5 separate regions of the Mus musculus genome follow, and regions 2, 3, 4 and 5 are each linked to region 1. A link is a loop called in an ENCODE intact Hi-C map of the cell type or tissue named here. Cell type or tissue: heart. All regions are shown on one strand. Region 1 overlaps Skap2 (src family associated phosphoprotein 2). Region 2 has its middle 64 kb from the start of Gm38811. Region 3 overlaps Snx10 (sorting nexin 10). Region 4 has its middle 84 kb from the start of Gm38811. Region 5 has its middle 16 kb from the start of Gm38811.

Region 1 (5,000 bases):
TGGAAGATATTATTCTTGAAACTTGTAATTCATTTTACTTGTTTGTATCTCACTAAACATAAATAAATTTGAGATAAAAATACATTAGTCAATCTGGCAGACAGAGGCCGGTTAAGGAGGGTTCACAGTGCCTAAAGCAATGTTGTGTCTGTCAGTGGGGAATGGAGGAGAGAAGAGAGGGCCAGGTTTGTTTATCTCACATTGTAACGTGCAGAGCACCTCATCAGTCACTCTGTTCACAGATTAATATTCTGCCTTTCAAACTAGAGGACTTTCCTTTCCTCTTGATCTTCCACACTGCAAGCAAACCTAACAGAACCTTGACTTTAACATGCCTCCAAGTTTAGGCAGTCCAGGATCAGTAGAGAAACAGGAAAAGCTTTGGGATATTATTTTCAAAGACTCCACTTGTGAATTATTTTGTATTGGTATTAGTGAATTTTTAATTTTAGTATTTTCTTATTCTCCACTTTAATCATCTTTAAATGTACTAGATTTTCTGAAGAAGGGGTGCACCCTGAGTTCTAAGCCACTTAAGTTTAATCAGGACTTACTAGTTTGTTGTTGTGCCCTCCCATCCCCAAGAATGACTTTGGTCCTTGCTAGATAGATAATAAGCTTCCTGAAGGCACGTGCAACCCCTCTGGCTTCATGGCTTTAGCCTACGGCGCACGAGGCTGCACTGTGGAGAGAATGAGAGCCCCCGAAACTAGCTCCGGCTGTGCTCATTCTCCACATTCTTCTGCGAGTGACTGCTTCTGCACTCTGCCCAGTAATGAAAACGTTTTGTGTTGTACAGTAATTTAAATACTTGCCAACAGCAGTGGGTTTTGTTTGTTTGTTTTTTTTGTTGTTGTTTCTGTCTGTCTGTCTGTTGTTTTGTTTGTTTGGGGGTTTGTTATTTTTGTTTCTTTTTGTTTGGTTTGGTCTGGTTTGGTTTATTCAAAAACAAAAAGGATGGAAATGTTCCATTTGCAGCTCCAGCACTTGTAGCTTTCTTTATAAGGAATCATTTCTAAGAAGTTGCGTACAGACAGCACTGTGCTTGCCCCAACCTCGTGGCTAATCCTGCGTATTGTTTTCAATTAGGAATACAATAGATATGGCTGGTGGGTAGGAGAGATGAAGGGAGCCATTGGCTTGGTGCCTAAAGCCTACCTAATGGAGATGTATGATATTTGAGAGTCTGGGTAAGTACATTTTAATCCAATATTCTGTAATAGCTCTTATGTTCTCTTGCTCTCTTCCTTGTGTCTTTGCCTTTTTAAGTCTTTGTAGTTTTCTGATAACATAAGTATGGTGCCCCAAATCTGTTTTTATTTTTGTTTTATTTTGTTTTGCTTCAGCTTTAATTTTTAAAAATAACTCTAGAGAATTTACTTTGGAAGTGAACAGATTACTTAAAGTTCCTTTGATAATAACCAGCTGTGTTCGTAAACCTCCTCCTAGCTAGTAAAATGCCACTTTTATGGCCTTCCTGAGGAAATTAATTGAAAACCGTTGAGCAAATTTTCACTTTTGTTTGAGTAAAAATGTTTTTTCTTTCTAAGCAGGATAAATAAAGAGCATTTCTACTGAAGAAGAAAACTTAAATGTAGCTTTCTCTTTTTGCCTGCAGAGAAGTCTTGTGTCTGTCTGCAAGTGCCTTGGAACATGGAATGCCTGAGTGCCTGCTCGGAGCCACCTTCCTTTGGGTGAACATTCCTGCCTCAGCTGCCATTCGATGTAGTCACGCACTAAAGCACTCTGATGTCAGATTGAGCAGGCAGTGATGGGTTACATTAGATACAAGCAGTAGAGATAAGACCTGTTGCTGTTTTGCAAATAATAATTAGTTTTAATTTACCCGTTTGGTTTGTATGGTAGAATTCACTGTGATTGTACGTGAATCTTAGTCATTGAAGCGCCGGTGAGGGTTGCTGTTTCTCTTAGTCGCTGGGTGTAAGTTATTTTTAGAGTGCCACAAATAATTTCCTAGACTTTGTACATTTTGAGTCAATAATAAAGACTTCTTTAAAGCTGTAGAGATGACTTAGCCTGGTATTTTATTCTTCATAGAGTAATAACATGTTTTCATTAAAGAAGTTGTATAGACTCACGGGTTTACCTGCTGTAGGTAAGAAAGAATAAACCGGTGCTTGAATTACAGATAGAGGGAAAGTGGCAGCCTGCTGTCCGCTGGCGCACAGATCAAACCAGAGCCGGGTTGCTGAAAGCCCTTCAGTATCCTAATTTGATGATGGGCTTGCCAGTGTTTTCTAATATAATTTTATTTAAATTTAATGAAATCAAAGATTCATAAGAAAGCCCATTTACCATTAATACAATGGTATAAACAACTTGGGCATGTTTTCAGAGTCCGAGGCAGGCAGGTATTCGCTGACCTCTCTGACTCTATCACTGCACTATCACAATCCCACCGCTAAGTAGCAGTCCTGGCCGAAACTCCTGTGCGCTGCTCTGGACCAAACGGAAGAGACAGACTCTTGCGGGATGGCAGCAGTTGGCAGCCAGCAGTGAGTGAAGGGAAGGCTGACTTGCTCTCTGATACTGCTGTTGATGCATGGGTAAGGGTTGCAGAATCCTGACTCTTTCATATATAGTTAAAATTGGGGTGTTTTTAATCATCTCTAGAGACGGCAGGAGAGCCTTACTCTGTCTCAGATGCACCAGTGACTAGATATTTTGGAGTAAATGGGATCTACTATTGAATCATTCTAGTGCAGGTTCTAGCTTTTGCCTAATTTTGCAGGTCGGAATGCAAATGGGCTGATAATATTTTTTAAATCTCCACTATTTATGTAAAACTATATTTACAGGCAATAGTAGAGTGTTTATTTTACTGTTATACTATGTATGTTGTGATCACTCATTTTCCAAAGTCAAAGAAAAAAATCCTGTTTACCTATGTAGACATAGTTCAAGTTTTCAGAAATTACATTTGTACAGTTACTCATTTCCTACTAAAGTGTCATCTAAATAGGTTGAAATCATCTTGGCAAAAGTTAGACAGGCAGAAATTAATTCAGTGGTTCATCTTTCAGAGCCAGCATGGTTGAAAAGCCAAGCCTAGCCTATGGTTACGGGGTTGTGCCTTTAACCTAAGTGGCCAGCAGATGGCAGCAGCTTGTCGTTTGCACGTGGACCCACTTGGGAACCCCTCCCCCACCACAGCCGACTGAGAGGCCGTGTGATTTCCGTCTTCTTTTCCAGTTAATCCAGGAGAGGGAGTCCTTTGCCAACGGATGGCCCCCGTTTCCAGCACAGAGGCCGCTCTTCCCAGAGCCGTGTGTGGCCTTTGTTCTTTTCTAAACGTGAATATACATGGGAGATAGAAGACTGGAACCAAAGGCCTTTAAAATTGGGAAAGATGAGAAAACCTGCCACTCCCTGTGCTTTAAGTGCGCTTTCTGTTGAGTTGATAAACTCATCTTTGTGCTATGAAGAAGTTTCTCTCTACCCTTGACAGTACATCACATTCTCTTCAAGATCATAATAACATCATTAATGTGAATTTAAACAACAGGGCTTGTTAGAAAATATGCTAATTGTTATGTTCTCATTATGTTTGCCTAGCTTTTATTTGTTTTTCTATGAACAGTTAGAGAGCTAATTTTTCTGAAAGGTGATTGTAAGTCATATTTTATATAGCATTTTGCTTGATGGTTTGCTCTGTACTGAATTTGTACTCTGTTGCCATTAGATCTTACAATAATGTTCCACTCTGCAAATTTTTAAGGTTCAAATAAAGTTTAATTGTTTGCAAACTGTTATGATGCTAATAATTCAACAGCCTGCTGTGTTACTAATGAAATTACTTTGTTATGATTAATTTGGAGAATAGTGTGTTGATTGTAGTAATTAAGCACAACAAGGTGAAGTAAATGATGCTAATGCCATCTGGCCTCCAAACCGAATGAAGAAATGAAATAGGGCTGTCATTTGAATTTATTCAAAGAAGTAAGCATCGTGCACATGGCTCCCATGTCTGTGGGGTTTGCACTTAACCACCGCTCACCCCACCCCATTTTGACCACTTTTCGGCATATGACAGGTTTGTTTTTTGTTTTTTGTTTTTTTAATGAAAAATGGTGTTGGTTGTCCAGTAGTTGATGTGAATACTTGGTTTTAAACTGATTATTTTAACTGTAATTCAATTACAGATAATTACATACAGTACATAGGAGCGTAGCGAGGAGAATCACTTTGCAGCCATCTGTAGGTAAAGTCGGTACATGTGGGCCTTTTTATTTTCTGTCAGTGGAGAAACACTTTGGCCCTAGCCCTTCACAAGTAGCCCGGCTCCCTTTGCTTGTTTTAAAGTGTTTGTCTTTACTGGTGGAGTCTACTCTTGTTGCTTAGGTACAGCCATGAGATGTGGTACAGCCTGGAGCAGGGCAAATGGTCTCCAGTAAACACCTGTGAACTGCCTTGATACCCTACAGTAGGTCAAGACTTAAGATTTAAGAAGAGGGGAAAAAAAGAACTTGATCTTTGTACCCAGACAAACAAAAACCAAACAGCCACAATCCTTCGCAACCGGTCCTCTTTCCTGAGGCCTTAGCAGCTGGGCACCGGGTTTGTCGGTTACCGAGTGTAGCAAAAGTGTAGGTGACTGCAACATCAAGCTATAGCACTGTGCTTAGCCACGTGTTCAAGGTTATGTAACTTTTTCAAGTGAGAGGCACAGGTGGCTCAAGGAGCTTGGAGCAAGCATGTAGCTCCTCTTTCCGAGCACCCTAAGCTACCACTGCCTTCATTACCCTCAGGCAATGTCAGAGGAGCCAGCTCCCACCCTGTACCTTAGAAAAAAGCCCTGTAGAATTTCACCTTGGGTGGATCTGATAAGAATTTCAGAGTCAAGTGTGGTGGCATGTGGCTGTGATAGAGGCAAGAATATCAAAAGTCCCAGGCCAGTCTGGGCTACATAGTATCATCCTGTATTAAAGGGAATCAATAAAGGAAAAATCCTAAGAGGAAAAGTTTCACGGGTCCAATTA
Region 2 (5,000 bases), 84 kb after region 1:
ATGTCTGTAGTTTATTTCAAGCCATAAGCTTGTCTTGTATCAAGTGGTTCTCGATATGTGACAGCCTTCTCTGTCATGAGGTGGCATCTGAGCCACAGAGCTCCCCTCCCCCAACCACATGCATTCTCAGACTGAGCATTGGAGAACAAGGTGAACATTGTGACATTGGGTCCAACCCTTGCTCTAGTACATCTTAGTCATGTGGCCAGTCTCATCTGAGAGATGAGAATTATTATAGTGGATACCTTGTAACAGAGAAGCAAACGACATCTCCAGAAGCAATCTAAAGAAACAATGAGAGGGTTGGAGAGATTGCTCAGTGGTTAAGAACACTGTCTTTTCTTACAGAGGTCCTGAGTTCAAATCTCAGCAGCCACATCGTGACTCATGACCATCTACATCTGATGCTCTCTTCTGGCATGCAGGTGTACATGTAGATAGAGCACTTATGCATGAAAACAAATATTTAAGACAAAAAAGAAAGAAACAATGAAAGCAGAGGAAAATTAATTCAAATGTAGAAGCCACACACACACACACACACACACACACACACACACACAGACACACCATCTCACAGACATGAGCAAGAAGCCTATTGAACTTGGAGTCCACAGGCCCAGACCTCTACTGAGAGTAATAGAAAATAATCAAAATTATAGATCATGTTAATAAGAGGTCACTTTGGAACCCTGAGGACTGTTATAGTTATCGTTGATTTAAGCTAGTGGGAGGATTGTAAAGAAAGTCTGCCTTTGGTCCTAAAGTCCTAGCTTTCCTTGGGTAATTATCAAGAAATACTGCAGTGCACAGAGCCCCGGCTCCCTGTGACCTTCCCTGGCTGCAGATGCACATCTGGGCCAATCAAAGCCAGTGACTATATTCAGTAAAAGCTGATATAATGGAGGTTTTCTACTGATTAGAGGTCCGGTCCCCCACATGAGGGCTATAACCACATTCCTTAGCACTGGGTACTATTTCAAAATCCATTTTGCTTTACCCAAATCACATCTCTAAAACTGGCAGTTCTAATTACTGTGCTTTGAGGCAAACAACACAGCACATGACAAACAGCATTGGGTCCAACCCTTGCTCTAGTACATCTTAGTCATGTGGCCAGTCTCATCTGAGAGATGAGAATTATTATAGTGGATACCTTGTAACAGAGAAGCAACCGACGTAGAATTTCTACCTCTCAGCCTCATGCTCCCAGAAATAAGACTCAGACTCAAAATATATTTACAAATACCTTGGCCATATAGCTAGGCCTGTCTCTGACTAGATGATAACTGAATCTAACCTGTTTATTCTGATCTACATTCTGCCACATGACTGGTTACCTGTGCTCAGGTATCTGTGCCTATATCATCACATCTTCCCAGGTTAATCTCCCACACCTGGCACTGTCCCAGAATCCTTTCTCCTCCTGGATGTCCCACCTCCTATTTCCTGCCTAACCCCATAGGCCATCAGATTTTTTATTGACAGGTGCCACATGCATCCAGACACATGATATTCTCGCTACAAAATGGCTTCTGGTGACATCCTTGGTGGAGGGCCTGGCATGTAGTCGGTGTCCCAACAAATGGATGAGGTGAGCGGGAGCTACTCGTATGGGCATTACACAGATGAAGACACCTGAGGGAGGCAGCCCAGGGAGGGGGGCTTTGATCTGGATGCTCAGTTAAGGAAATTCAGTCCATCATGGTCAGAGTACCTCTACTCACAGCCATAGGAACTTACCAAAAGGTTTGGTACGTGGTGACAACCAGAAAGCAGACAACAAAGACCAGAAGCAATGAACTTCCTCCATCAGCCTTGCCTCCTAAAGCGGTGCCAGCAGCTGGAGGTGTTCAAGCCCGTGAGCGAGCACAGAGTGGACAGTTCCCACTCAAACCATTTCCCCAAATTCCTATGTGGAAGCCAAGCCCACAGTGTAGCTCTGTGGGCCCTTCAAAAGGGGATTAAGGTTGGCAATAGGGATAAGATAATAATAGTTCAACAGGAGGACCAGTGTCCTTTTAAGAAGCGGGAGTGATGCCCGTGGTCCATTTGTACAGAGGGAAGGCCACCTGAAGGCCCTATGGGAAGGTGGGTAATCATGAGCCAATGGGAGGGATCTCACGACAGACCTTCCGGGGTGAATTCCAACTTAGAGTTGTTTTGGATTGCGACATCTCCAGGTCGGTTAAAAGCCTTTTGAAGAGCCATAGAAATAACCATGGTTCACAGACTGGAGACCAGAGCAGGCCCGGCTGTGTCACGTGCGTGTGTTCTCATTCCCTTCCAGTTGTTTCCACAAAAGGCGTCACACTGGGAAAGGCAGGTGACTTGGTCAAGCTGCTGGAACGCAGAGAGCAGCCAGAGTAATCGCTTTTCTGAGTGTGCAGTGTCTCCATGCACATGAGGCCATGTGGACTGTTTATCCTGGTTTCGAGAATAACAATAAACTGAGCACCTATGTGCCTGCTGTCTCATCTAAAAAGTATCATTAGCAGATGGTTCCGTGGTTACAAGCACAGACTGCTCTTGCAGAGGGCCAGAGTTCCATTCCCAGCATCCACTTATCTGTTCAAAATAATCTACTGTAATTCCAGTTCTAGTGGGGAAATCTAGTGCCCTCTTCTGGGCACCTGGAGCAGTACATGTACATGGTGCACTCACATGCAGGCAAAACACCCATACGTAAAACAGAAATAAACCTTACAAAACCATAGTACTAGCAATTCCAAGCTGCCTGGGGGCTGAGCCAGGATCACACCCTGTTCCCTGCTGCTCCAAGCAAGCACTTACTGCAAGCTTGGCGTTAAGCCATTCTAGACTTTACCTAAAGTTGCCTGCATCTGCATGTGTGCGGTCATGGTTTTCTTGGCCAGCTTCGTTAAGGCTCACTCTTGGCTGTGGCCGATGGCGTGCACGTCTCTGCTGTACCCCTTGAAACAAATATCACACTTGCCACCAGTCCAGTGTTCCAGTGTCTGTCTGACTTCCAGGTCTGTGTTCCTGCGAACATCATCGTACATGGAAATGTATGCAGCAAGCACTTGATAACTTGGCTGGTCTTCCTATTTGGAGCAATTTTAGAGGTGTATTTAAGTCCTTTCCTATCAAAGTGATCATGAGCATTTGGGCCTTTAATATCTCATTATGATAACTTACAGTAAGAGTATTGACTAAAATGCATTTGGGGAGTGACTGTTCCCAGTTTCTTATTTGTCTCTGAGTTTGGTTTGCTTCTTATTTACTGTTTTAGTGCGATCTGCCTTTATCTCCATTAGCACCATAACAACGAGAGCATACTGCCTTGCCTGCTTGTCTTCTTTTCTCTGTGTTCTGTGTTCGTCTTGATCTCCCTCTCTACTGCTATGTTGGCATGTGGTTTCTCCCTCAAGGATGTGTCAGAAGCTATGTCTTCAGTGTGGTAAAATGAGGGGTGGGGCCTTTAAGGGGTGGAGTCTAGGGTGAGGTCATCAGATCGCTGGGCACTTGCTTCCCAGAGAGTCTTAACATAATTCTCCTAACCCAGATGCCCCTCAACAGAGGAATGGATACAGAAAATGTGGTACATCTACACAATGGAGTACTACTCAGCTATTAAAAAGAATGAATTTATGAAATTCCTAGCCAAATGGATGGACCTGGAGGGCATCATCCTGAGTGAGGTAACACATTCACAAAGGAACTCACACAATATGTACTCACTGATAAGTGGATATTAGCCCAAAACCTAAGATACCCAAGATATAAGATACAATTTCCTAAACACATGAAACTCAAGAAAAATGAAGACTGAAGTGTGAACACTATGCCCCTCCTTAGAAGTGGGAACAAAACACCCTTGGAAGGAGTTACAGAGACAAAGTTTGGAGCTGAGATAAAAGGATGGACCATGTAGACACTAGCATATCCGGGGATCCATCCCATAATCAGCTTCCAAATGCTGACACCATTGCATACACTAGCAAGATTATGCTGAAAGGACCCTGATATAGCTGTCTCTTGTCAGAGTATGCCTGGGCCTAGCAAACATAGAAGTGGATGCTCACAGTCGGCTATTGGATGGATCACATGGCCCCCAATGAAGGAGCTAGAGAAAGTACCAAAGAAGCTAAAGGGATCTGCAACCCTATAGGTGGAACAACATTATGAACTAACCAGTACCCCGGAGCTCTTGACTCTAGCTGCATATGCATCAAAAGATGGCCTAGTCGGCCATCACTGGAAAGAGAGGCCCATTGGACACACAAACTTTATATGCCCCAGTACAGGGGAACGCCAGGGCCATAAAAGGGGAGTGGGTGGGTAGGGGAGAGGGGGTGGGTGGCTATGGGGGACTTTTGGTATAGCATTGCAAATGTAAATGAGCGAAATACCTAATAAAAAATGGAAAAAAAAAATAAAAAAAATAAAATAAATAAAATAAAATAAAATAAAAAAACATAATTCTCCTAGTATCCCAGCCTGTCTTGGCTCCCTGTCTTACAAAAAGATCTTCCTTTTCTGTAGTTTCTGCCCTGGTGTGGTGTAAATCACATCAATGGAGACCCTAAGACACCTAACAATAACAGAAGTGACCAATACAGCGGCAAGCCTCCGACACTTACCCATGGTGATGTTTCAAGACAAATGATAAATAATAGTGATCCAGTGAGTGAATGAATGAATGAATGAATGAATGAACTATTGAAGCCGAAGGACTGTGTGGCTATCTCAGTCATGTGGTGCTAGATCTCCATGAGGTAATGGTTCCACCTGTGTAGGTGGTGTTAAATTCAACCCTCTACTTCAGTTACATGCAGGCATTTGGATGTCTGGATTAAGTAAGCCAACTGACTGATTCTTGCTTAAAGTTTTTCCTATTAACTGAAGCTCTCGGAGGACACCATGGAGGAGCAATGGGGTGGCCCATTGGCCGCCCTGAGGTGGGGTTGCCAGTGGAATTCCCACAGACATTGTAGGTTTACAGCGAAGGAATTATTTCATTCTCCCACTCCAGGTTC
Region 3 (5,000 bases), 270 kb after region 1:
GAAGGCAGGCAGCCCTTACAAACTGTACTACTGATCTCTTTAGGGAACTTCGCCCCGATGCTGGGCTCTGCCCGCTAACGGCATGAAATCACATGTTAACTTTTACTCAATTATTTGGAATCTTAGGTGAGAAAAAACACAAAGCTAATGGCTGAAGACATCTGCTAAAAGAATAACTTCAAGGACATTTCTTCAATTAAACCATCTGTGAAGACCGTGTGGATTAATTACGGGAATATTTTGCTTACATGGTTATAAAAATTTATTCTACTTTTAAAAATTTACGACCAATAGCACGCCAGTGCGGCCGTTCTTTATTGGACAGGCTGTCACAAAACATCCAAACTTTCAACTATCATTAAAAGGATATGTAAAGTCCAATACACTCCCCAGCACACTCTACACCTTAAACCTTGACTGGTGCACTGTGTATGTAAGTACCAGTTGACAAGGGCTCCTCTGAGGTGACTTTCCTAATACCTAAAGCTGACTAGAAACTTCTGTAAAATCTTCAGCAGCAAGGCGTCTCTATATTGCCAAAACGGTAACCAGGTAGCCAGGTAACCTGCTCCCAAGGCATTTTCCCCAGTAGGCCAAGTTGGTGCTAAGGACACACTAGTTGGCCAACAGGACAGACTGAAGCTTGTTATAAAGAGAGCACACATTTCCACTAACACACCAGAACCAGATGGAGGATTAAAAACAAACCCTGCAGCAGGAATCTAGCCTGGTCCAATCCATGTCATCAGCTGCATGTCTGGTTTTTCTGGAGTGTCACAGAACAGGAAATCGGGTCAAAGTATCCCATCACACTTCAGTGAAAACTGGCTTCAGATCCTCTAAGCAAATGTTCTTGATATGTAATAATTAAGTCTCTATTCTATTAACAGTTCAGTGGTGGTGTTACAAGAGATACTAGAACCACAAAGTACAAAGTGAAGGCAAGACAGTACCACCCGCAGGTCACTTTGCCTGACGTGGGATTTTCTCATACACAGACTATGAAAACTAGAGCATACATTTCAGGCCAAATGAGCCTTGCCTTGTATCCTGCACGTTTAAACAAGTTACTAGAAAAGTGAGTCTCCTCTGGTCGTGAACAGCAATTTCGATAAATACCAAGCGCATCGCGGTACCACGTCTTTCTCTTCCACAGAACACAATTAGTTCTTGAAGAAGGCAGATGTCTACAAACATGCAAAATCCAGCCATCCCCTTTGCTTCAACAGACTTACGAAGTAGTCTGACGGGAAGGGGGAACAAAAGTACTGTGCTTTGCCAAGAGAAAATCTCAGCAAAGAATCTAAGTGCTCAAATCTGTGTGCCCTCTGCCCTGGTTCTCCCAGAACACGGCCCTGTTGCACGATACAGGTGCATTTGCCACATACTAAGCCTCTGCCCTAAAATCTATCTTCCTCATTTACAAATGCTTTCTAATCATGTCCCAAATAACTCAACTTAGGAGAGAGTTTTACAGCAACAAGCCCCTGATATGAACTCGGACCCCGCTGTGACGTCCAAGCCCCGAGTGTTTCCTGTGGCCGCCTGTTGGTAGCTACCCACTAGCCACAGGACAAATGGCTGTTCATAGGATTGTACATACGGCTTTGTTTCTGTTGGAAATGTGTTTTATTTTCTCTATAAAATAATGGGTGATCTTTAAAATTGATTTTAGATGGTTTGAGGCATTACAGCACAGAAGTAATGTACGCTAATGGCAACGATATTGGACACAAATTCATTTCAGCTTTATTTCATGTCTAAAGCAATTCTACTGAGCCTTGAATGGCTCACGTGCTGTTATTAACTCGCTGGGTACCTAACACATGGGTACCGCAAACAAAAGTGATCAGAGTCCAGGCTGATGGAGACCTCAAGGCTACTGTCCCTTTTCTTCTGCTATAATTCAATTTCCAATTTGACTCTACATTAGGCTCCTCCGGTCCCAGTTTTCTGCTGAATACTGCCACCTGGAGGACACAGGGGGAAGAACCGAGAGAGCGCTTCCATAGGAAGAAAGAAAAATACTCCAGATGACCTGTCTGAATACTCATATTCACAGCGCCCTGAGAGAGTGCAAAACCAGCTTGCCTGCCAAGCGTGGTTTTATTTTTTTTAACTCTTGCATCTTGGTGGCTAAATTTAGGCCACCAGGTCTTCACGGGTATGAATTTGAAAGCAACAAAGAAAAAACTACTTTAGGATATATTCGTGTTTTCATTTTACGGTCAGAAAGTTTACAATATAAAATTTATAATATAAGTCTTTAGAGACCAGAGTGGTGTTTACAGATCTATAATCCCAGCTCTTGGGAAACTGAGGCAGGAGAATCAAGTTCCAGGCTAGCCAGAACAACACTGTGGGGCCATCTCAAATAACAATGACGACAACAACAATAATAAATATTTTTAATGTTAAAAATGTGACCTTTGGGAAGGCCGGAGGGCACCGGTGCCTCCTCTGAGTGACACTGCTTTGCCAGTGTCGTGCCCACAACCGTAACAGAAGAAAGAGCCTTTGTTCTCTGTAGTCATATCTGTGCCACATTTTCCCCAAAAAGCCTAACAGTGGAAAATCAACTTCAACCCATAAAGACTGCTTTGTAAAACAATCAATCAACTGTAGTTGATAGACGCCTCCATAACAATAAATGCATAGGCTGGGTTTGGTGGGGCATGCTTTTAAACACATCACTTAGGACGCAGAGGCAGGCAGAGTTCTGTGAGTTCAAGGACAGCTTGGTCTACATAGTGAGTTCTAGGGCAACCTGGCCTACATAGCAAGACCATCTCTAAATAAATAAATAAATAAATAAATAAATAAATGTAGTTATTGTCAAGCCTTTATACCAGGAGTTTCACAAATCAGCCTACAGAATTTAGAGGAATTTTTGAAAATATATTTACAATGCTAGTTAAAAGTTGCCACCCTCCCCACGGTAACTAAGGTAGACAAAACAAGGCCTGCTTTTCCTCCGAGTTGGACTCAGTAAAATCTAGTTTTCCTTCGTGGGATCTTATCAAGCGTGTCATAGAGTGATTCCATTGGAGAACAATGCAGTTTACAGAATCACTTAGTTCTACGGATGCCCTGCATCCGCTGCTCCCTATCCATACGGTACTCCCTATCCATATGGTGCTCCCTATCCATACGGTGCTCCCTATCCATATGGTGCTCCCTATTCATACGGTGCTCCCTATCCATACGGTGCTCCCTATCCGTATGGTGCTCCCTGCACACGTCTATGTAGAGTGGTTTGATGTTGAAAAAAGAAAGTTAGCTCAGCCTACCTAACTTCTCACCAAGAGAGAAATCATTTAAACCTCCAAATTTTCATTCAAAGATATCCATAATCTATGCTGTGGTGCCCTCTATTGAACATAAAGATTTATATATAAAAAATTGTGTGTGTGTGTGTGTGTGTGTGTGTGTGTGTGTGTGTTGTGGAGAGTGTCTCTCTCTGTGCGTTTCTGTGTGTGTGCCTGTGTGTATGTGTCTTTTGTTTAAAAAAAAAGCGTTCCCACCATAGTCAGCCGCGGTGGCGTACACTTAATAAAGCCAGCATCTGAGAGGTAGAAGCAGGAGGGTCAGAAGTCTGGGCTCATCCTCCATTACATAGGCAGTTCAAGGTTAGCCTGGGCTGTCCTGAAACAACAGAGAAGTGAATACAGATCATGTAAACTCACAGTCTAACTGTGGGTGATGTTTGCTATCACCAGGATGCATTCCGTATACAAGAGTTGGCTCCCGTTCATAGCAATTAAACCTAGGAAATTAGTAGGGCTTCTATCACAGTTGGAGACTTATGGGCTCCGATCTATAACTTTATGTCTCTGCTGCTATTATAAGCGCTTACGACTTATAATTAGGAGAACGACTACAAAAAGAAAATTACAGTCACGGGGGACAATGAATGTTTGAAAATTCACAGTCACGGTGACCAGTTCAGCTGGCAGTGGCCACTCTGCTGATCTTAAACACAGCAGTGCCCAGAACAGAGGACCTCTGCCTTCGCTACAGTCTGTACAGCCGAGACAACCCCACCCCACCCGCCAAGACTGTTAAGTACTGAAGCACCTACAACTTCAGGCCTGGACAAGATCAACACATGATCTTCTTTGACAGCCAATCAGAGAAACGAGTCTCCAATTCCTCCTCCGTAGTTGGCCTGAATATGCACTGTGCCTGTATCAAGTATATATTACTACACAAATGCCTTAAAATGAAATTTTCATTTCACATTATACACGCATACATATGCAGAGATATGTTGCTTTTGTGGAATTTTAACAACTTAAATATTTACATAAAAATCAAATTTAAATCTATGCTTATTATAGCCTGTAACTGGCATATGTCCTCTTTAATATTATTGATTCCAGAGGCCTCACACCAAATGAGGGATTGGCTGCAGCCCGATGACCCTACTTAATGGGGAAGCAGTCAGTGGCGCATAGGGGACACCACGGTGTGCTCAGGGACAGTGCTTAAGTGCTTCTCACCAGTCATGGATGGCTGTCACTCATGCCCAAACCAGACCAAACAGGAGGGCTGCACAAAGGAACGGGACGCAAAATTCACCTGTATCACTCAGCCACTGGGCCCAGTCCAAAGCCAAGTGGAACCATCATTTATTTACTCTGTGTGCCTGATTGGAGGCCGGGGGCGGGGGCAGGGGTGCCTGCCACAGGATGAAGCACGTAGACCGTCGGGGTTCCAGGGGTTCCAGAGACCCAACTCGCATCCTCACGATTGACTACATGCACCTGTACCTGTTTCTATTTCTATTTTTTCACTTTTAAACTAGATCTCTTCAGTTTATCTTTGTGTATGATGGAAATAAATGCTCACATGCCATACATAGTTGAGAGGACCATAAGAAACCTGCTCCATGATTTGATCCTAAGATGACAATCGATATCTAATTTTTTTAAGACTTGCTTATTTTTACTTCATGTGTAAGAGTGTTTGTCCTATATGTATGTGCGTGTACCATGTGC
Region 4 (5,000 bases), 64 kb after region 1:
TTTCCACCATGATGGGATGTTCTTTGAAACTGTGAGCCAAGATAAACACTTCTGTAAGTTACCTTTGTTTGAGTATTTTCATTATACCAACAGGAAAAGAGATATCAATATACCTATTTATTTATTACTTTTTCCAGTCTCCAAGATAGCCTGTGATGGTTTGAGTGATCAATGTCCCTCATAGTCTCAGAATTTTCACACTTAATCCCCCGATCAGTGGCACTGTTAGAGGAGGTTTAGGTGGCACAGTCTGGCTGGAGGAAATATGTCACTGGGAGTAGCAGTGGGAGTCAAAGACTCACCTACTTGGAACCCACTCTCTCTATGCTTGAGGTTCAAAATGCAAGCTCTCAGTCTCAACCCTGGCAGCTATGCTTGCTACTCGATGTATGCTGTCCCTAGTAAAATGGACTCTTAACCCTCTGGAAGCACAAGACAAAATAAACTTCTTTTCTTTTATGAGATGTCTTGGTCATGATGTTTTATTCCAGCAACAAAATAGAAACTAAGGCTCAACCTGTTATGGTGGTCCAGGCTGAACCGTGAGACCCACCGGCTCCTGTTTTAATCCCAGTTCTAACACTTTCTAACCACGTTTCCTTGGGCAAGTTATTTCCTGCATCTCAGGTTTCTTATTAATGAACTGATGGAGCTTCTCTGTAGGGTTGTTATGGGCACTAAAACAGACTACGTGGCTGAAAGCATGGGATGCAATCTCTCAAGGAGTCTGCTCCTTCTCCTGTGGCACTCTGGAAAGGCCACGAAAGTGGGATCAGACATTTGACATGCTCGGACAGCTGGAGACTAGAGGAAGGATCTTCAGAGTCTCTAAATCAACATTCTTCTCTACAGATGTGGAAACTGAGGCTCCATAGCAAGTGTGAAAGCTGGAAGCTACAGCAAGGTCATCAACTCCAAAATCTCTAGCCACATAAGCTCCAGCTAGGCAGGTAGCAGCACCATTGCTTAGTTGACAAATCCTTGGCAGAGCTATGTACTCCATACTCTTTTATAACACCACTGGGAAAGACAACAAACTCAGGACAAGGAAGACAAGTGTTATCCTTTGCATAAATTGAGATGTAGCTGACTCATTAGTACATGGGAGACAGGTAGAGGACATCATTCATACTGATTCCAGGTTGTCATAGACTGGTGGTAGGTGGCTGGAAGCTCCTCTGTAACACTTACAAATTTAACCTAAGTCACACCTCTCAAGGGCAGAGAAAAGAGGCATGATGGCTAACCATCGATTGAGCAGGATTTAGAATCACCGTGGTGATGAGTTTCTGGGCATGCCTGTGGAGGATTTTCCAGATTAGGTTAATTGAGGTGGAAAGACCCATGCTAAACATAGATGGCACTGCACTATGGGCTGGGGTCTTGGACTGAATAAAAGCCATCACTAATGGCCTTTAATTCCTGATTGTAAATGAAACACAACTGTGTCAAGCCTCTGCCACCACAATGTCCCCCCCATGATGAACTGTGCCCCAAATCCAAGTATGCATGTATGTGTATGTGAGCACACATGCACACATACACACTTATATCAAACACACACACATATATATAATTTAACTCAAATATATATGTATGTATGTATAAATGTGTATATGTCTATGCATACATGTGTGTATATATACATACACATTCCATCCTTTCTTTAAATTGGCTTTGTCAGGGGTATTTTGTCAGAGTGACAAGAAAACTAACAAGAGGGTTCATTTATTTTCCTGAAACTTTCACTTGAGCTCCCATCAGCAGAGAAGAAAAATACACTGATTCCCAATCCTGCTTATACTCAGTCCATTCAGTCCTTCAGCCCCCTTAGTGGAATCAAGCAAGGCTCTTTGATAATTCAGTTCTGTACTCCATAGCCCTCCTTCCTGGTACTTCTTAGTGTAATTGCTTGGCCTCTTCTGCTCCCATAGTGATGTCGTATCTCCTGGGAACTGTTGCTCCTGGTGGCAGTGGCAGCTGAAGTTCATGGATGGTGAATTTCTTGACCTAGGGCTTCCTGCCTGAGAGTGCTCTCTAGCGCCCCCTGGATGCTGACTCTGTACAGCTGGCTTTGACTCTGTCCGCTCTGCAGCTTGGATGTAGAGCTGGATGTCTATGTGGTATGGTGGACCTCAAGAGGTGAAAGAGACACCAGTAGCTGGGTGGCTTACTCAGAGAAATGTACTTCTGAGATTCTGAGAGCTAGAACAAGGTCTGGCCGGGTTAACATCTGGTGAGGGGTCTTGCTCTACATTGTAGACCACCTTCTTCTGCATCTTCAGATGACCCTCGTTTTTGTATGTTTCATTTCTCCCAACAGAAGGCCACCAGTTAAATCCTTATGACTACATTTAACTTTAATTATTTCCCAAATGCCTTATCTCCAAATATGATACTATTAAGTCTCTCTCTGTCTCTGTCTCTCTGTCTCTATGTGTCTCTGTGTGTCTGTTTCTCTATGTCTGTCTTATTCTGTCTCTTCTGTGAGCCTCTCTCTTTCTCTCTCTCTCTCTCTCTCTCTCTCTCTCTCTCTCTCTCTCTCTCTCTCTCTCTTCCTCTCTCTCCCTCCCTCCCTCCCTCCCTCTCTCTCTCTCTGCCTGGCTACCCTGTGAAGCCATGTTCCCAGGCAGAACTTAGAGGGAATTTCTTTCCAGTGTTTGAAATAAAGTAGATGGGACAATGGCCTCTCTTAGCCTAGATACTGTCTAGTTCAGGAAAGATGATAGGTATGTGGCTTGTAAATGAAGAAAAGAAACTAAGATGACATTTCTAACAGCAAAGCAGAACGCACGTGACTTGGGAGACCTGGGCTTTAATCTTTTAATGATTTTCTGTGTGACCCTAAAGTGACATAATTGCCTCTTGGGGGTTTGCTGGTGACTTGTTTCCTAAGGTGATTAAAAGGGGCCAGCAGAAGGCATGCTGGCAAAAGTCTTTTCTAGCAAACACAAAATGCTGTTAGGTGATTCAAATAAAAATGATGGAGATGAATGCATCACCTTTCAAAGGTCATAGCATCCATAGAGTAAGTCATGATCGCTAACAGCTGAAACCCCGGCTCCACATGGCATGCACGGCCGCTGGGAGGGAGACTGGGTCTCACCTTCTCGAGGTGGCTGAGGAGAAGCTTGGGGAAATGAGCCCAAATGAACAGAGATGGATTCTATAAAATTTAAGACAACACACCAAACATTCTACAGGAGCCTTCTGTGGCCGTTTGTCAAAGAGACGCAAACCCTTCAGGGCGTTCTCTTTAATATACTTTTAGTAAATGTTTTATTGTGTTGGATTATGGGAATTAGGGGAATGAAGGATCCATACAGTATTTTTCAAAAGCAATATTTTTAGAATCACAAATTATATTGAAATTTTTATACCAAGAAAATAAAAACAAAGATCAGAAGAACTAAAGAGCATTTATATATGTCTCTACAGAGATATATATGTATATTAGCAAATTGAAATATAGCAAAAACACACCAAACACCCCTGTAAAAGAGATGCAAATTATATTTTTGACACATTTTCAGCACAATCACCTAATACAATTTTCTTTTATAGGCAGAGGTAATAAATAGTGCGAATGTATATTTATGGTGTATTTGACAAATGCATTTGCTCTCAGTCGGGGGGAAAGCTCCAGCGGTTTTCCCGTTGAAATGCTTCTCATCTAGCTTGACTAAATTGCCCTCCTTTCTTCTGAATTCCTCACTGTGACCAACTTAGAGTGGGGAACACCTTTTGGTCTCTAAGCTCGAGGCATGCATGGGACATGACATTGGAACAAACCTGAGACTCGGGTGCTCCTCCATCCTAGGGGCTTCTCTCTTGTTCCACTGAGTCCACACTCAGAGAGAGAGAGAGAGAGAGAGAGAGAGAGAGAGAGAGAGAGGGAGAGGGAGAGGGAGAGGGAGAGGGAGAGAGAAAGAGAGAGAGAGAAAGAGAGAGAGAGAGAGAGAGAGAGAGAGAGAGAGAGAGAGAGAGGCAGGCCAAGGTCTACTCCTTCCCCACAAATCTTTCAGCCTCCAGGACAGGGCCTTGCCTTTCTGCAGGAGTGCATCTGGCTGTCTATGGAGTACACGGCGACAGACCAGTGTGCTCAGAGGGCATCTCTCCAGGATAAATGGGGCAGAGAATAACCTTTAGGTCCAGGTGAGCAATGAGCAAGCTCAGGAGCCTACCCTGTCAAGGAGAAGGTACTGGAAGGTAAGAAGAATGGAAAAATGACAACCTGGGACTTTGACCCTCAGCTAGAGAGCCCTACCCTCAGCCATTGGGGAAAGGCTTTTGGTGAATAGTCAGAGCAAGGGGAGGAGACAATCCATAGGAGCAGAGGGGTGGGGCTGTTGAGGACAAAAGATAACTGAGACATGGAAAAGTCACCTATGTACCTACAGGTATACATCTATGTACCTACAGGTGACCTACAAAGTCATCTATGTCCTCCTCTCCCGGTCTCAACATAGAGGGAGGGGCAGGCATAGATCAAGTCATTTCACAACAGAGACCTAGCCTTTCACTTCAACATGATAAAGTCATAGGGCTTCTGAAGATAGAGACTTCCAAGCTCCGAATACAATCTGCAAAAGGTCGTCAGAGAAATCAGAGGCCATCACTCTTGGTGTGACCTCTTTCCCTGCATGCTCTCTGTCTACCTGAGCTGTAGTTTGAAAAATCATGTTAGGAAGGACCAGGCGCTTCCTTCTTTTATATATGCGTTCTTCTCTCCAGGACTGAAAATGAGACCCAAGCCACCCCACCATGCTGCTGTGAGCATATATATTTCAATTTCTTTAAGCTTGGGTGACATCCTTGGATGAGGAACTCTAAGTACCAAGAATTATTGTTATTACTACATAGTTACTGCCTAGCATGCAGCGAATTACCCTGTCCTGCTGTGTAGAAGATGTATCGTGATGGGGAAGTGTGGAGAGAGGAGAGGCTTGGAGACTGCAGGAGGAAGCAGAACGAAGTGTGCTAAAGAACAGCAGGGACTG
Region 5 (5,000 bases), 130 kb after region 1:
ATATGTGTGTATATAGATGCATGCATATACATGTGTACATAGACCAGAAGGCAGTATCAGGTGTCTTTTATTTCATCTTTAATCCTGTGTTTGCATGTGAGTATGTGCATGTGAGTGCAGGTGCCCTCAGAGGCCAGCGGCATCAGATGCCTCTGGAACTGGTGTTATAGGCAGTTCTGAGCCACCCAAAATGGATGCTAGACATGAGACCTGTGTCCTCTGTAAGAGCAACGAGTGTTCATAACATCAGAGCCATCTCTGCGGTCCTCCATCTTATTTTTGCGACAGGATCCCTCACTAACTTTGGAACTCACCCACCCATCAAGATGCCCTTTTGTCTCTGCTACCCAGTGAGATTACAGGAACACAGCATGCCTTAGGCCTAGCTTCTTACATGGACACTGGGTATCAAGCTCATATCCTCATGCTTGCCTGGCAGACACTTTATCCACTGAGCCCCTGTTGATGTTACTAATACTCAGTAAGAGAAAATGAGGGCCCCTGTTTGTGACAGGTATTAAAGGCAGACCTCACCAGACTGGCCATAAAAGGCTGCCTTCTCCCTTGCTTCCCAGGGTGGTAGAGCCAGCCAATCTCCAACCCATGTGACTGCACTTCCATCCAAGACAATTTGAATTAATTTTGTGCATGAAATTTGGTGGGGTGCAGTGCCAAATATTTAACTGAAATCAAGATGCAAACTTCCCTCGATCCACTCAGTTCTGTAAATCCTGTCAAAAATGAAACCAAAGCCATTAGGCGTGCCTGCCAACTCGGGCCCTCTCTGCCCCAGCTGCTCATCGTTCTAGGTTCCTTTCCTCCTGGCGTGTCCCCCCAGCCCTGTGGTATTTGTTCTGGTATATTTATGGGTCTCCAGGCAGGACCTTTGTGCTGTTAGCTCTACTGATGTTGCCAAGTCTAAGATCCCTTTTAGGGACTGGTTTTATTTAAAGAGCACCCCATTAATGGGTTTAATGGCCTTTCAATCACTTAGCATGCATTGTCAATGAGATAGAATCGATTTTCTGAGGATTCTGGTTCTGGGGGGAAAACAAACAGCCCTAGCTTCCGACTGCAATGTGGCCAGTGAACAGACGATGAAGAACTGAGCTGCAGCCGGGATGCCAAGCATCTCATGAGGCAACCAGGCAGCAAGCTGGGCATGCTAGACCCTGAGACACTCTGCCTGGCATCTTTAGAAGAGTCCCACTGTCCATTCACAGGAGACCTGATCCAAACCTAATACATTATTTTTGGGGGGAGCGATGTATGTTTCTTGTGATAGTTTATCAAATCCTCAGGCTCATAGCTATAGCCCTGGTATAGCTCATAGCCCAGGGTCTCCAGACATGAACTTAGAAAAGCATCATTTTCATTATGCAAGGCTTCACAGATCAGAACCCTCACACATGCTTGCACTTTTGGGGAGCACTGAATTCCACCCTTGAATTGATGATAGCGTTTGTCCAAGTGACTCTGGGGCTCCGAATGGTGGGGATCCCGGCAGGGACATGGGAAAGGTGAAAAGTACAGTGTCTGTGACACTCGGGGTTTGACTTGTCAAAGTTAGGGGATCTTTTCATTGTTGCTAAGCAAAGCATGCCTCTTCCTGCTCTCCGACAATCAGCTTCCGGTTAATCCCTGTCCTCTTCCTTGTCCTTAAGCGTCCTTCCAGAGCCCCAGACTGAGTCCTCACCCCACCACTGACCCTGTAGGCATTCCTTGGCACTCAGTGTCCAGACTCCTCTCTGGGAAGGTGTGTACTGATTGTCAGTTCTGACCTCCCTTCCCAGAGAAGGAGAGGCTAAGGAGACAGGTCCCTTCTGACAGGAAAACCTTTCTCCTCGAGCTGAACTTACTGTGTCTTCTATTCTGTCTCACTCACCTTTCCTAAGGTATGCAAAACAGACCCAGTCATGTCCAGTTCAAAATAATACCGAGAGCACCTGTCACCTGCAAAGTGTCCATCCTGTGTCAAATGCCTAGAACCCCCCCCCCCCGTCTCTCCCCTCTGTTGTCTTATAAAAATACCTCCGGAGATAGAGAAAAGGATACCGTGAGGTTAAACAATTTCCTGAGGTCCCACACTAGCTCTGGGCTAGTATTTTGTGTCTGTTTTTATTTTTAAATCCTAACCTGGTATTATTACTAATGATGATAGCTTAAAGATAAGACTGAATGTCAGATATATGAACCACCCAAGGTTCCCCAGCTTATCAGTGTCAAGGCAAGCATCTGAGACCAGCTGATGTCTGTGCTTAGATCACAATACCAATGTCACCTCCCAAGGCCTGTGGTTCCCCCATTGCACCAAAGCTCTTCTGTCTTCTCCTAAGCAATTTGGAAAGTGTCCCATAAGTTTCTCCAAAACAGTGGTTGGAAAAGGAACGGAAGAGATGCCAGGCGGAGCCGTCTCCACGCGCCCCTGCCTTGAACTGGAAGCTCATTTGCATTTGTCCTTCTGCAATCATTTCCAATTCCCAAGCAGAACACAATTTAACTGCAAAATTTGCCTTAACTAGGCAGCTGTCTGCCGCAGTCAGGCACCAGGCTCAGGTGCGGCTCCCAGTAGGCACTCCTGAAGCAGTGTGCCAGCCTCTGTAAAGCAATACAAAGTCACCTCGGAGAAATGAGACACCACTTGGATGAGACACGCGCTCCTGGGCCTGCTCATTGTCAGTTCAGAGTGGTGCAGTGGGTGCCAATCACGGCTCAATTACTCCCAGACTTGCCTGCTAAAGGTGTCCCTGTCATTTAGGGGAGCTGGTTCACGGCCAGCTACCACATGTCCATGTGTCAGGTGCCAGAAGGGTTACCTGAGATATTGTGTTGGAAGGGAACAGGTTCGGATTTACTTGGACTCTCTCCATGATGCCACCAGTCCATCAAAAGGAAGGATCCCAAGAGCCAAAAGGGCAGACAGTAGAACTCAACACCATCGGATAATGTTTACGACATTATACTAAAGGCTTAAAGGTAGGACAATACCTCTTCTCCTCTGACCCAGCATTAGACAGGGGTAGGGGGACTAATTGTGGTAAGCAAGGCAGGTGCCCTTAGAAAAGGACAAGCAAGCCCAAGGTTGTCTGCTCAGAGGCCTCAGCTGACACGGGAGCAGGAGAAAGACTACAGAAAGTAGCAAAGAAGAGTACAATACTGCGGTGTCTAATCTGTGAGGTAAAGGAAATTACAAAGATGTCCTAGAGGAGGAGAAGAGGGAGAAGGTGAAAATAACCCTGGGTCTCAGGGTACCCCGGTGCCAGTGAGATGGTACCAGTATCCAGTGAGACCAAGAAGAGATTCAGGAGAATATCCAGGTGATTGACAGATAGGCAGAGCACATTAGGCAATGATGTCAGGAAAGGGCACAGTGAGCTTCGGTCAAGGAGACAGGATGACAGCGAGGAAGAGTTGATATTGGTGACTCTTCCCTGGAGATGTTTGGGAGGGTGAGGCTGGTGTCGCAAGAGAAAGCCTGACAGAAGATGTATTTAGGGGCTAAGGACAGCGTGCTCTGAGTCCAAGGAAAGCTGAGGGGGGACACAAAGGGGAATGTGTTCCTGATGGGACAAGACTCCAAGGCAGTAAGAGAGGCTGGGGATACAGCAGGTCATATTCACAGTGGAAAGACAGAGAAGCCCTCAAGCAAGACAGGAGCAAGCAAAGAGATAGGGAACCACTGCAGCCATCTAGAGATGGAGATGCAGATGAGGAAAGAGCTCCCAACCGGCCCCTTGACATTGCCAGTGGGTCACCAAGGAACTGATGTGCCCTCTAAATAGTGTGAGGCCATTCTAAAACAGTTATCTTTTTTTATAACTGGACGGATACTGTCTTAGTCACTGCTCGGGTGCTGTGAAGAGACAGCATGACCAAGGCAATTCTTTAAGAAGAAAACATTGAAGTGGGTGCCTGATCGCCACTTCAGAAGTTCAGTCCGTTATGAATGTGGCAGGGAGCCTGGTGTCACACAGGCAGACGTGCTGCTGAAGCAGTGGCTGAGAGTCACATCCTGACCCACAGGGGTGGTGGTTTAAAGATGCTTGCCCCTTAAGTGAGGAGATGTGGCCTTGTTGCAGTAGGTGTGGCCTTGTTGGAGGAAGTGTTGAAGTAGGTGTGGCCTTGTTGGAGGAAGTGTCACTGTGGAAGTGGGCTTTGAGGTCTCCTATGGCTCAGGCTCCATCCAGGGCAGAAGAGCCTCCTCCTAGCTGCCCGAAGAAAACAGTCTCCTGCTGGCTGCCCTCGGATCAAGATGTAGAACCCTCAGCTCCTTCTCCGGCACCATGTCTGCCTGGATGCTGCCATGCATTCTGCCATGATGATAATGGACTGAGGCTCTGAAAGTGTAAGCCAGCCCCAGTTAAATGTTGTCCTTTATAAAAGGTGCCTTGATCATTTTGTCTCTTCCCAGCAAGGGAACTATAACTAAGAGAAGGCAGAGAGAGAGAGACTGTGGGCTTGGAATGGACTTTTGAAACCTCAAAGCCCACCCCCACTGACACACTTCCTCCAACAAGGCCAGGCCTCCTAATTCAACTAACCCTTCCAAATAGTGCCACTCCCTGGTGACCAAGCCCTGAAATGTGTAAGTCAATGAGGAGCAACTTTACTCAAATCCCCACAGAGATGCTAACGGAGGCAGCACGAGAGTCATGCCATTCAATTTTCATCTAGACATTTTTCATGTGTTCTTTTGGGGTTTTGTTTGATTGATTGATTGATTGATAATTTGTTCTTGGTCTATCTTGTCTTCACTTCTCCCCCTGACAACCTTCATCTCAAAGGTTTGGCTTCTCTCTTAACCATCGGCTCCACAGCCCATGGGCCTACACAAACATTCCAACGACAACCTGGTCTTCCTCTCTGATGTTGCACTCCCTTCAACCCTCCCCCACATCCCACCCCCCATCCCCCACTCCCACACCCGCATCTTCACATTGATACTGTGCTCTCAAACCCAGCACCAGATCTGAGCTTCAGTAAGGTGAGAACTCAGTTCA

The links. A loop is a pair of places that touch in the nucleus more often than their neighbours do. Peaks named below come from ENCODE experiments on the same cell type or tissue, not always from the same donor. Only the 100,000 strongest peaks of a DNase experiment are listed, where the experiment ranks them.
Region 2: a loop joins it to region 1, with 2.1 times the contacts of the local background. A loop is called at or near these places in 3 of 42 quality-filtered maps.
Region 3: it touches region 1 in a loop (6-fold over the local background); 31 of 42 quality-filtered maps call a loop at or near these places.
Region 4: a loop joins it to region 1, with 4 times the contacts of the local background. A loop is called at or near these places in 3 of 42 quality-filtered maps.
Region 5: it touches region 1 in a loop (2.2-fold over the local background); 6 of 42 quality-filtered maps call a loop at or near these places.

Annotation. Positions count from the first base shown.
Region 1 is chr6:51,856,189-51,861,188 of GRCm38, reverse strand. It overlaps Skap2 (src family associated phosphoprotein 2), which reads left to right. Exons shown (of 13, transcript NM_018773.2): 12 at 1,090-1,190; 13 at 1,619-2,024. The coding sequence ends at 1,182. Among named protein-coding and RNA genes, the nearest start is that of Gm38811, 150 kb to the right of the region's middle. RefSeq lists an enhancer at 2,575-3,954. In heart, a CTCF peak has its summit at 3,119 (motif pointing right); a DNase peak (open chromatin) is centred at 3,118; H3K27ac peaks cover 343 bases.
Region 2 is chr6:51,772,606-51,777,605 of GRCm38, reverse strand. No RefSeq gene overlaps it. Among named protein-coding and RNA genes, the nearest start is that of Gm38811, 64 kb to the right of the region's middle. In heart, a CTCF peak has its summit at 2,629 (motif pointing left); no DNase peak of the experiment used is centred here.
Region 3 is chr6:51,583,136-51,588,135 of GRCm38, reverse strand. All of the region lies in intron 5 of Snx10 (sorting nexin 10), which reads right to left. Among named protein-coding and RNA genes, the nearest start is that of Snx10, 62 kb to the right of the region's middle. In heart, a CTCF peak has its summit at 1,972 (motif pointing left); no DNase peak of the experiment used is centred here.
Region 4 is chr6:51,792,551-51,797,550 of GRCm38, reverse strand. No RefSeq gene overlaps it. Among named protein-coding and RNA genes, the nearest start is that of Gm38811, 84 kb to the right of the region's middle. In heart, a CTCF peak has its summit at 2,045; no DNase peak of the experiment used is centred here; H3K27me3 peaks cover 499 bases.
Region 5 is chr6:51,725,104-51,730,103 of GRCm38, reverse strand. No RefSeq gene overlaps it. Among named protein-coding and RNA genes, the nearest start is that of Gm38811, 16 kb to the right of the region's middle. In heart, no CTCF peak of the experiment used is centred here; no DNase peak of the experiment used is centred here.